Linked DNA regions of Homo sapiens: region 1 is linked to region 2. A link is a contact called in ENCODE Hi-C or POLR2A ChIA-PET data. All regions are on one chromosome and are shown on one strand. Each heading gives the region's core, a stretch centred on a gene start or an enhancer-like site at or near the end of the contact. The rest is flanking DNA. Distances are from core to core; before and after follow the strand shown. Region 1 overlaps BIRC6 (baculoviral IAP repeat containing 6). Region 2 holds the start of BIRC6 (baculoviral IAP repeat containing 6).

Region 1 (4,212 bases), core at 1,338-3,837, 130 kb before region 2:
TTTATACATAAAGTATCAGGATATGTGTTAACTGGTTATTCATATGTATAAATAGGTTAAATTGTTTTTAAAAATTAAAACTGCATTCTTTAGAATGGTTCAAAACAATATTTAGTATTTGAAAAACGTGTTTTTATAACATTACTTGAAAGTAAAAAAGACAATGACCAAAGAGAGAAGTTCCCAAATTCATAGGACTCAAACCAACAAAAAAAGGCAAAGAACTTTTCTAGCAATTTTTATTTGCATTTTTTTCCAATTAATAAAGGAGGGAAAGTAAAGGGAAAGAAATAAGACTCCTGACTAATTATTGATAAGGTAGTTTTAGAATAATCTAGATTCTAGTTCATTCATCTTTAACCTTGACTATAGATTAGAATCATCTGGGGAGCTTTCAGAAGTTCTGATGCCCAGGTTACACACAAAACTAATTAAATGAGAATATATTCATGGGAACCAGAGAAATACAAGGATACTAAGAGCTTTATCATATATTTAGAGCCTTATTTTATTATTATACTAAAAAGAGAGACAGCTGTGTGCAGGATAATCAAAAGATAAAGAGGAGACACCAATTTCAAACAGATTTTCTTTTTTATTCTTTTTTTTTTCAAATATCCTTTCAGAATTACGAAAAGATATTCTAATAAGTGCTTTTAAATAAGAAATGTCTAACAAAGAAAAGGGTTACTTTGGGCAGTACCGAGTTATCTCTAATCATGCAGACACTGGACCCTACAAAAGGGATCCCCATATTGCCTGGGAGATAAGATACAAGAATATTTGTGTACCAATACTGAGATTATAGAACACTAGACCATTCCTTCTGTTTTTCTTTTTTCCCTTCTTTTGATACCCTCTAAAGCAAGAAACAAATGAAGATTGCAGACTGAAAGAATTCAATTTAACATAAGGAAGATGTAAAAACTCAAATTTCTCTATTGAAATGGGTTGTGAACTCTCCATAAGAGAAGCATCTGTAATTTTATTCGGTTCTACCTACTATCTCTACCCCTTCTTCACTCTGACCTAGAGAAGGTGAAGCAATATGCAGGCCTAAGAAAACAAAAACCAGCACCCTCTTCTAAGCACAGCTCCCCAATCTGTCCTTGAAAAACACCGTGCTATTTCAACTGTACTCCTCCGAGGTCTACCCAGTTCCAGACTTGTGTAGACCTCATCAAGGAAAACAAACCGTAATGTGATGGCCAGCTCTGGCAGGCTACCTGTTTCTTGTAACACAGCCATACCCATTCATTTACATATTGTCTATGGCTGTTTTCCTGCAACCAAGTCAGAGTTGAGTAGTTTCAATACACACCATATGGCAAGGAAAGCCTAAAATATTTACTATTAGTCCTTTACGAAAAAGTTGGCCTTTCTTTTCTGTAGGTTATTAGGTAGTAAATCCTCTCAATTCTGGCTTTCAACTAACAGGCCTATTTGGCTGTCATCCTACACTATATTCTCTATCCTAGTCTTTAAGGATGATAAAGATGTTACTACAAAAAATCTACTTCATCATAAATTTGGAATAGTGCAATGAACTCACAGGCAGGTATGAAGGCTTCTGTAGGAATTTTATTAACCTTACAACAATACAGTAAACAAAACACAATGGAGGTTTCTGCACTGAACTGACAGCACTACATGGAAGTATTTTGCATGATACTCTCTGCATTTGTTAATCCTTTGTCTTAGTTTTCAACTTGCTACTAACTCGGAGCCAGGAAAGTGCTACATACTAAGTCCCCTCAGACTCACATCATGGAATTTAAAAATCTGTCCTTGATGAATCCACCTGAAAATGATGAAGAGCTGAATCATTCACTGCAATACTCTAAAAATGGTCATTTTACTTACATGTAGGAGATGTATTTGTTAATGCCTGTAAAATGGAATCTGCCTCCAGAGTAGACATCATTTTCAACATCAGTTCTGCTTGCTGTTCAAGTCCAACTTCTAGGCGAGCATCCAGGGCTACAAAAAGCAATTGAAAGAAAAAGAAAACATTGACAATTATTACTCATGTCCTACCTCCTACAATAAAATGATGACATCTGAACCCAAGAGAGGATGAAGAGTGTGTTCTTACAGAACAGCCACCTAACATGCAGTATCGGAGCCACAGCAGGGGAAGAATATCTGTGGAAAGGAGGGTAGAGACAGGCGATTGGTTATATAGAGACAGAAATATTAAATAAGTGAAGTAACAATAATGGAAACAAAGACATTAAGGATAATGAGAACCAGGTTTCTCACTGTCAGAATAAAGTGCTATAAATACAGACAAGAAGAAAGCTAAAATGAACCCTATGGAGTTAGATTAAATCCAGATACACTGATGTGAATTCATCATATTCAGAATAGATAGACAGATACAGAAATATAGATGCCAAGTGTGTGTGTTCACACGCACACACAAACACATACTCCCTAGCTCTGTCCACCACGAGGAAATGAAAACAGTCCCAAAATAGCAACACATATATCCATGACGAAATCATGGTTTGTTAACCACATTTCTCCTTTAAAAGGTTTTGAAATACCATGCTCCTTTAAGAAGTGACTAATTCCCGGGGTGGGGCAGATTAAAGTAAAGGATGAGCCTGGGCTATCATGTTTTGCCAGAGAACAAGGAAGTGCTAAAATGATGAGAAAATCTCAAGGGGGATCCTATTGGTCAAATTTGAGACAATCTGAACATCAAAAAACAGATGACAACATTGTGAATATCTTCATTAACAGTGAACTATACACACACAAAAAATGGTCAAAATAATAAATTTGCCAGGTGTGGTACAGCATGCTGTAATCTCAGCTACTTGAAAGGCTGGGGTTGAAGGACTGGGCTCACCCAGGAGTTCAAGACCAGCCTGGGCAACATAGTGAGACCCTATCTCAACAAATAAAAAAGAAAAATTTTATGTTATTTACATTTTTCCACAATTTAAAAAAATGGTAAGGTATAATTCACTGAATAAAAAAAGGCAACCATGAGTCCGTTCAAAACTGAACGAATAAACTATTACAGTAATTTTTTCTTTCTTTCTTTCTTTTTTTTTTTTTTTTGAGTTGGAGTTTTGCTCTATCGTCCAGGCTGGACTGCAGCAGCACGATCTTGGCTCACTGCAACCTCTGCCCCAGGGTTATAGCAATTCTCCTACCTCAGCCTCAGTTCCCAAGGATTACAGGTACCCGCCACCATGTCTGGCTAATTTTTTTATATTTGTAGTAGAGATGGGGTTTCACCATGTTGGCCAGGCTGGTCTCGAACTCTTGACCTCAGGTGATCCACCTGCCTCGGCCTCCCAAGTGCTGGGATTACAGGCGTGACCACCGCACCTGGCCAGTAATTTTTTCAAAAAGAAACTTTGTGAGGAACAGGATAGTTATAGTTTCCGAGTACCATTCTGCTCCCCAGCCCCCAAAAAACTTTTTACAGCAGCCGGGCACAATGGCTCACACCTTTAATCCCAGCAATTTGGAAGGCTGAGGAGGGCGGACTGCTTGAGCTCAGGAGTTTGAGAACAGCCTGGTCAAAATGGTGAACTGCTTCTTGATTCTAGGAGGCAGTGACTGCAGGGAACTGAAAATCATGCCACTACACTCCAGCCTGAGTGACAGAGCAAGACCATGTGTGTACCCCCAAAAAACCCAATGAGAACAAAACATTTTTACAGAGGGGAAAAGAATAACTTTACAAGGGAGAAGCCCAGAAGACAACTCATTCATCAAGTGGTTAAACTTAACATCACCAATAATGAGAGAGATCAAAATCATGGGCCACCCTAATTGAATGAAATGTTGGGGGGGAGCATTATTTGTGGAATATTCCTTCGAAGATGCATTAACTCAATATTCTATTCACAAGGAAATAGCATACAAACACAAACTGAGGACCATTCTACAAAATAACTGGCCTGCCATCTTCAAAAGTATCAATGTCATGAAGGTCAACTATGAGGAACTACTGCAGACTGAATGAGACTAAAGAGACGTGACGATTAAATGCAATGCATTATTTTCCCTGGGCTCTTGTGCATAAGGAACATTATTTTGACAACCGCTATAATTTGAATGGGCTCTCAGTATTTGACAGCAGTAACGTTAATTTCCTGATTTTGAGGGAATATACTTCTTGATATGTATATATGGAAGAATGTCCTGATTTGTAAAACAAAACAAAACAAAAATGACATCAAATTACCA
Region 2 (4,481 bases), core at 1,903-4,402:
ATTACTGTATCACCTAGTCTTTATCCCCTCAGACACAGATGTCTTTCCTCTGTGGTAGAAAAGAAAGTGGCCCATTGCCCATAAACGGGAAAGAGGGATTATGTTAGGACCATGATCGCTACTGGCATCTTCTCTCTACTCTATTTATAGGGCTGTCACCCTCTATTAATCATTAAAAGCAAACTTACTAAATACCTGCAGATTCTAAGTAAAACATAAAATGCAGCATTCCCTCCTCAATCATCTGAACTGGGGCAAATAGGACCCTATACAACCTCTGATAATTATTATTAATAACAAACTTCTGGCCAGGTGGGACAGCTCATGCCTGTAATACCAGCACTTTGGGAGGCTGAGGTGGGAGGATCATTTGAGGCCGGAAGTTCAAGACCAGCCTGGGCAACACAGCAAAACCCCATCTCTACAAATACGAATAAATTTTACAAATAATAATAAATTTCACTTCTCATATATGAAAATGTTTCAGAATGCATCCATTGTTAACTTCCAAATTTTTTCTGTAATCCTTCATTCCGTTCACTATAAACCCTTCTACATATTTTAATTCACATACTCAATCTTCATGCATGGGGACCTGCAATTGTATCCAATCCCGAACTCTTCTAATCAACAGATGCCCCAACAAAACCTGTTATCCCAAATCAATGCTACATTTTACTTATCTACCTACACCTTCATGTTATACATCTAAAACCCTCCTCTTTAGTAATCTACCACTAAAGTGAATATTGTCTTTCCTTCCATGTACAGGCACATAAATATATGTCCAATTTCCCCAACCAACAAATCCTGACACACATTATTATTCTCAAACATGGCCTCCAGACATAAAAAGCACACCATAAAATTCCTCTTTCTATCCAAAACACTTGAATACTTTTGTTAATGACTTTCTTTAGAAATCCTAGTACATATACCACTTATTCCAAGTTAAAAATCACAAAAATACTACATCCTCAAGATAGAAACATATACTAGAAAGTGTAGACATATATGAAAAGGATAAAATCAAATTAAAGATAACGTTTATGAAGAGGGAGGATTGGAGAAATGCAGTCCAGGAGAGATTCAGCTGAGATTTTAATCCTATTTGTAAAGTTTTATTTCTTAACCTGAGTTGGGGATGCATGGTGTTCACTGTAATTACTCTTCATACCTTTTCATACTTGAAATACTTTTAAATGACTTTTAAAAAGAAAGACATCCAATTACCAATGAGCATCTCCCTCTTACACACAGTGAGAAGCCATTATGTCCAAGTTGCAGTAACTGTTCACTGCTACATCTGGGCCACCCCATCATTTACCTAAGCCAAGAAAAGAAAAAATTACAAACCTACCTCCCAAAACTTTCTCTTAGATATGTTCCAAGTTTATATCCTGAAACTATACATAATCCAATTCTTTCACAACTCTCACATCAACAATAATTAACATGTCTAATTTCACGTTTGCATCCCTAAATTGCCATTTACTCTTACAAATGCCTTATTACTCACATAGTAAACTTTTCCTTGTTCGTCTACGTTAAAATACAAGTGAATTGGTTGACCACATAACTACTTCCACTTGGCTAAACGCAGACAGTTGTATACATTACATCTCTATGCAGGAGTCCGATTCACTCATACACTAACTTTTCAATCTAAACCTACAACATCCAAATTAAGCCACCCATCATTTAACCACAAATGAAATGTCATCTCCGCCAAATCTAACTCAGCCAGGGCCATTCCAAAACCACTCCAGTCCGTCCACTGAGCATACACCTCACGCATCTGAAAGTCCCGTCCCTGGACCAAGGTTTACGCCACCCAGAAGTGCTCTCCTCCAATGGTGAGACTCAGACACACCTTCAAATCCTAATTTTCGGCTCGCTGTGGGAAAACAAGTAGAGACAGCCTGAAGTTACAAACCCAAAGGAATCTATTTCATACACCACAGGTCCTGACTTTCTCGTCACTGGGGCGTAGAAGTTGGAAGCCCCGAGCAAGGGGACCAGGTCTAGTCGTCTTCGGCGTCCGCAGAGTCCTACAGTCGTCGACCAAGCAGTTCAGGCAGCTGGCCCGCCTACTTCCCTCCCCACCCCCACCACGACCCACCCCACCCCCACCCCACCCCCACCCCCACGCTGGGCGCACAGCCCGCGGTCTGTCCCCCGCACTGCGGGACCTGAGAACAGCAGACTGCCGGCTCCTCTCCCACAAGGGAGGGCTTGGTTGCCGGCTCAGACGCTCCCCGCCCCTCGCCTCCGGCCACCAGCCTCTCCGCCCGGGGTCAACCCTTCCAGCCTTTCGCTCTCATCTAACCGGACGCAGGACCGACAGCCTCTCCAGGGCCTACCCGGGCCTCGCTTCCTCCGGTGCCAAGCTCCAAGGTCTCCTCACCTCTCGCGGAGGACCAAGCCAGACCGGACGCTCCAGGCCCGAAAGGCAACTCCCCTCCCACCACTCCCTGACTCGCCGGTCTTTCCTCCCAACTGCAGCCGCTGAAAAAGCCAAGTCCTAAGGTCCCCCTCCATCAGCTTCCGGGCCTCCCTTCACGGCTGGGCCCGAACCCCCAGCCCTGCCCTCTCGCCATCTCGCTTCCCCGAGTCGCGAGGCCGAGCCCCGGGGCTGGACGGCTTCTTTCCCCGGCTTCGCGCCCGCCCGGCGTGCGGAAGACTCACCACTGAGCGCGGAGGCCTGCAGTGTGGCCCCCGAGGTGCCGTCGATGACTTTGATGGTCCCGCGGCTAGTGACGGCCAGGATGGCGTTGAGCGCAGGGTGGTAGGACAGGCTGTGCAGCCCGTCGGCGTCGCAGTGCATGCAGCCGTCCCGCAGCACCAGCCACTCTGAGACCCCGGCCGCCCCCGCCCCCGCCGCCGAGGAGCAGCCGGGGCCCGAGGCCGCCGCAGCCGCAGCCGCCATCTTCCGGCCTGCGCTCAGCACAATCACACTGGGAAGCGGCTCAGTGACAGTCCCGGGAGGTGCAGCACCACCACCAGTCACCATCCGGGGCCAGGGGGCAAGCCGAGCGCGTTAGCCGGAAGTGAAGTCAGGCGCCCGCACGCACGCGGAACGTCGATCGCCCGGCCGGAGGGGCCAAACTCGGAGGGAGGCTGACGGGAGAGGGGGAGAAGCAGGGAGGGAGGCGGGGCCCGGGGCGCGGGCTGGAGGCCGGCGGGTGGAGCATGCGCGGGAGGGCTCGCGCGTGCCACGCGCCGCGGGTCTGGCCAGTTCCGCGTCCGCAGCGTCCCAGTTTCTTCCTGTGAGCCTGGGGAGTGGCGGCTGCCGAGTCCGCCCCGCTCCTCGCGGGGGCAGGGGGAGGGGTTGGCCTCCGTGCATTTCCGCTAGGTGGGGACCCCCGCCCTTGCGACCTGTCCGGTACGCCCGGAGGCCTTTTGCAGCGGTTCCAGCTGCGCCTTGACCGTTCCCGGTACGCACGGTGCAGCTGTTCGGCCGTGGCCGGAAGCGGACCTCTGGGTCTCGGTCACGGCTCTGGTGTGAGAATAAACAATCAGAAGCCTCTCGTTTGGATTGGAAGGAACCGAGCGACCTTCCCAAACCTGTACCTTTTACCACGCCTGCCCTCCCCATTCCCAAGGCTTTCTGTTGAACAGAAGTACCAGATACGAGGTGCTGGAAGCGCATAGTTAAGCTTAGTTTCTCTATCCACATTCCAAACAACCCGAGTTACCGGAATTAATAGGAGTGTGGGTCTGTGTGAGTGTGTGGTGGGGTGTGTTGGAGGTCTAGAAAGGACTAATCAATTTACTAATCATCCCCCCTTGGAGAATTTTTTTAAAACTTTTTATTTTGAAATAGATTACAGTTGAAAATATACTACAGACCTCTGTGGTCTTTCTCTCCAAAAGCCATAACCCCTATCTAACTATGAGAAAACCATTTGACAAACCCAAACTGTAGGACATTATTTTTATAAAATACCTAAACACTACTCAAAGATAGTACAGAGAGATCCAATTTACTCTTTACCCAGTTTCCCCCAATGGTTGCATATTACATAATTCTAGTACAATCTCAAAAGGAGGGATTTGATAGTTGTATGATGTGTGTATAGTTCAATGTCATTTTATCACATGTAGACCTACGCACCATAGTCAAGATGCAGAGTTGTATGTTCTATATGTTTTGTGATCATTAGGTTATTTTGGAAAGAACTAGTTTTCCTTAAAAACCTAATCAAAGATCTGTTGTGAGGATTAAGAATCATTTGTAAAATGTGTAGAAGAGCATCTGACAAGTATATACTACGTGCTCAATAAAAATTATAAAAGTTAATTGCCCTCTCACATTCATGCGAACTTCCTTCAGGAAATCTTCATGGATTACCTGAACTACATCTTAAACTATTAGCCATCAGGCTACATCTGAAACACTTAGAGATTTGACTGTATTCCTCTCTTCTTGGGGGTCCCTAAAATACACTGAAGTTCCTGGGCCTGCCAGAGAGTGACAT

Evidence for each region. Hi-C counts contacts between places; a loop is a spot of excess contacts on that map. ChIA-PET counts read pairs that join two places held with the same protein, here RNA polymerase II (POLR2A).
Region 1: a loop to region 2 is called in a map of chondrocyte, with 2.8 times the contacts of the local background. The contact joins the enhancer-like site here to the promoter of BIRC6 in region 2. A Hi-C loop is called at or near these places in 2 of 168 maps with a recorded cell type or tissue (aorta and chondrocyte). POLR2A ChIA-PET finds 5 or more read pairs at or near these places in 6 of 52 experiments (A549, Caco-2, PC-9 and 3 more).

The regions. Positions count from the first base shown.
Region 1 is chr2:32,483,411-32,487,622 of GRCh38, reverse strand. It overlaps BIRC6 (baculoviral IAP repeat containing 6), which reads right to left. Exons shown (of 74, transcript NM_016252.4): 40 at 1,864-1,980. Among named protein-coding and RNA genes, the nearest start is that of MIR558, 47 kb to the left of the region's middle. Within about 2 kb of position 2,587, at least 3 of the 41 ENCODE cell types and tissues checked have a DNase peak (open chromatin) inside an H3K27ac peak, as active enhancers do; they include PC-9, where a contact is called at or near this core.
Region 2 is chr2:32,355,694-32,360,174 of GRCh38, reverse strand. It overlaps BIRC6 (baculoviral IAP repeat containing 6), which reads right to left and starts at 3,152. Exons shown (of 74, transcript NM_016252.4): 1 at 2,689-3,152. The coding sequence starts at 3,013. RefSeq lists enhancers at 1,942-2,454, 2,969-3,481 and silencers at 2,706-2,935, 3,096-3,465.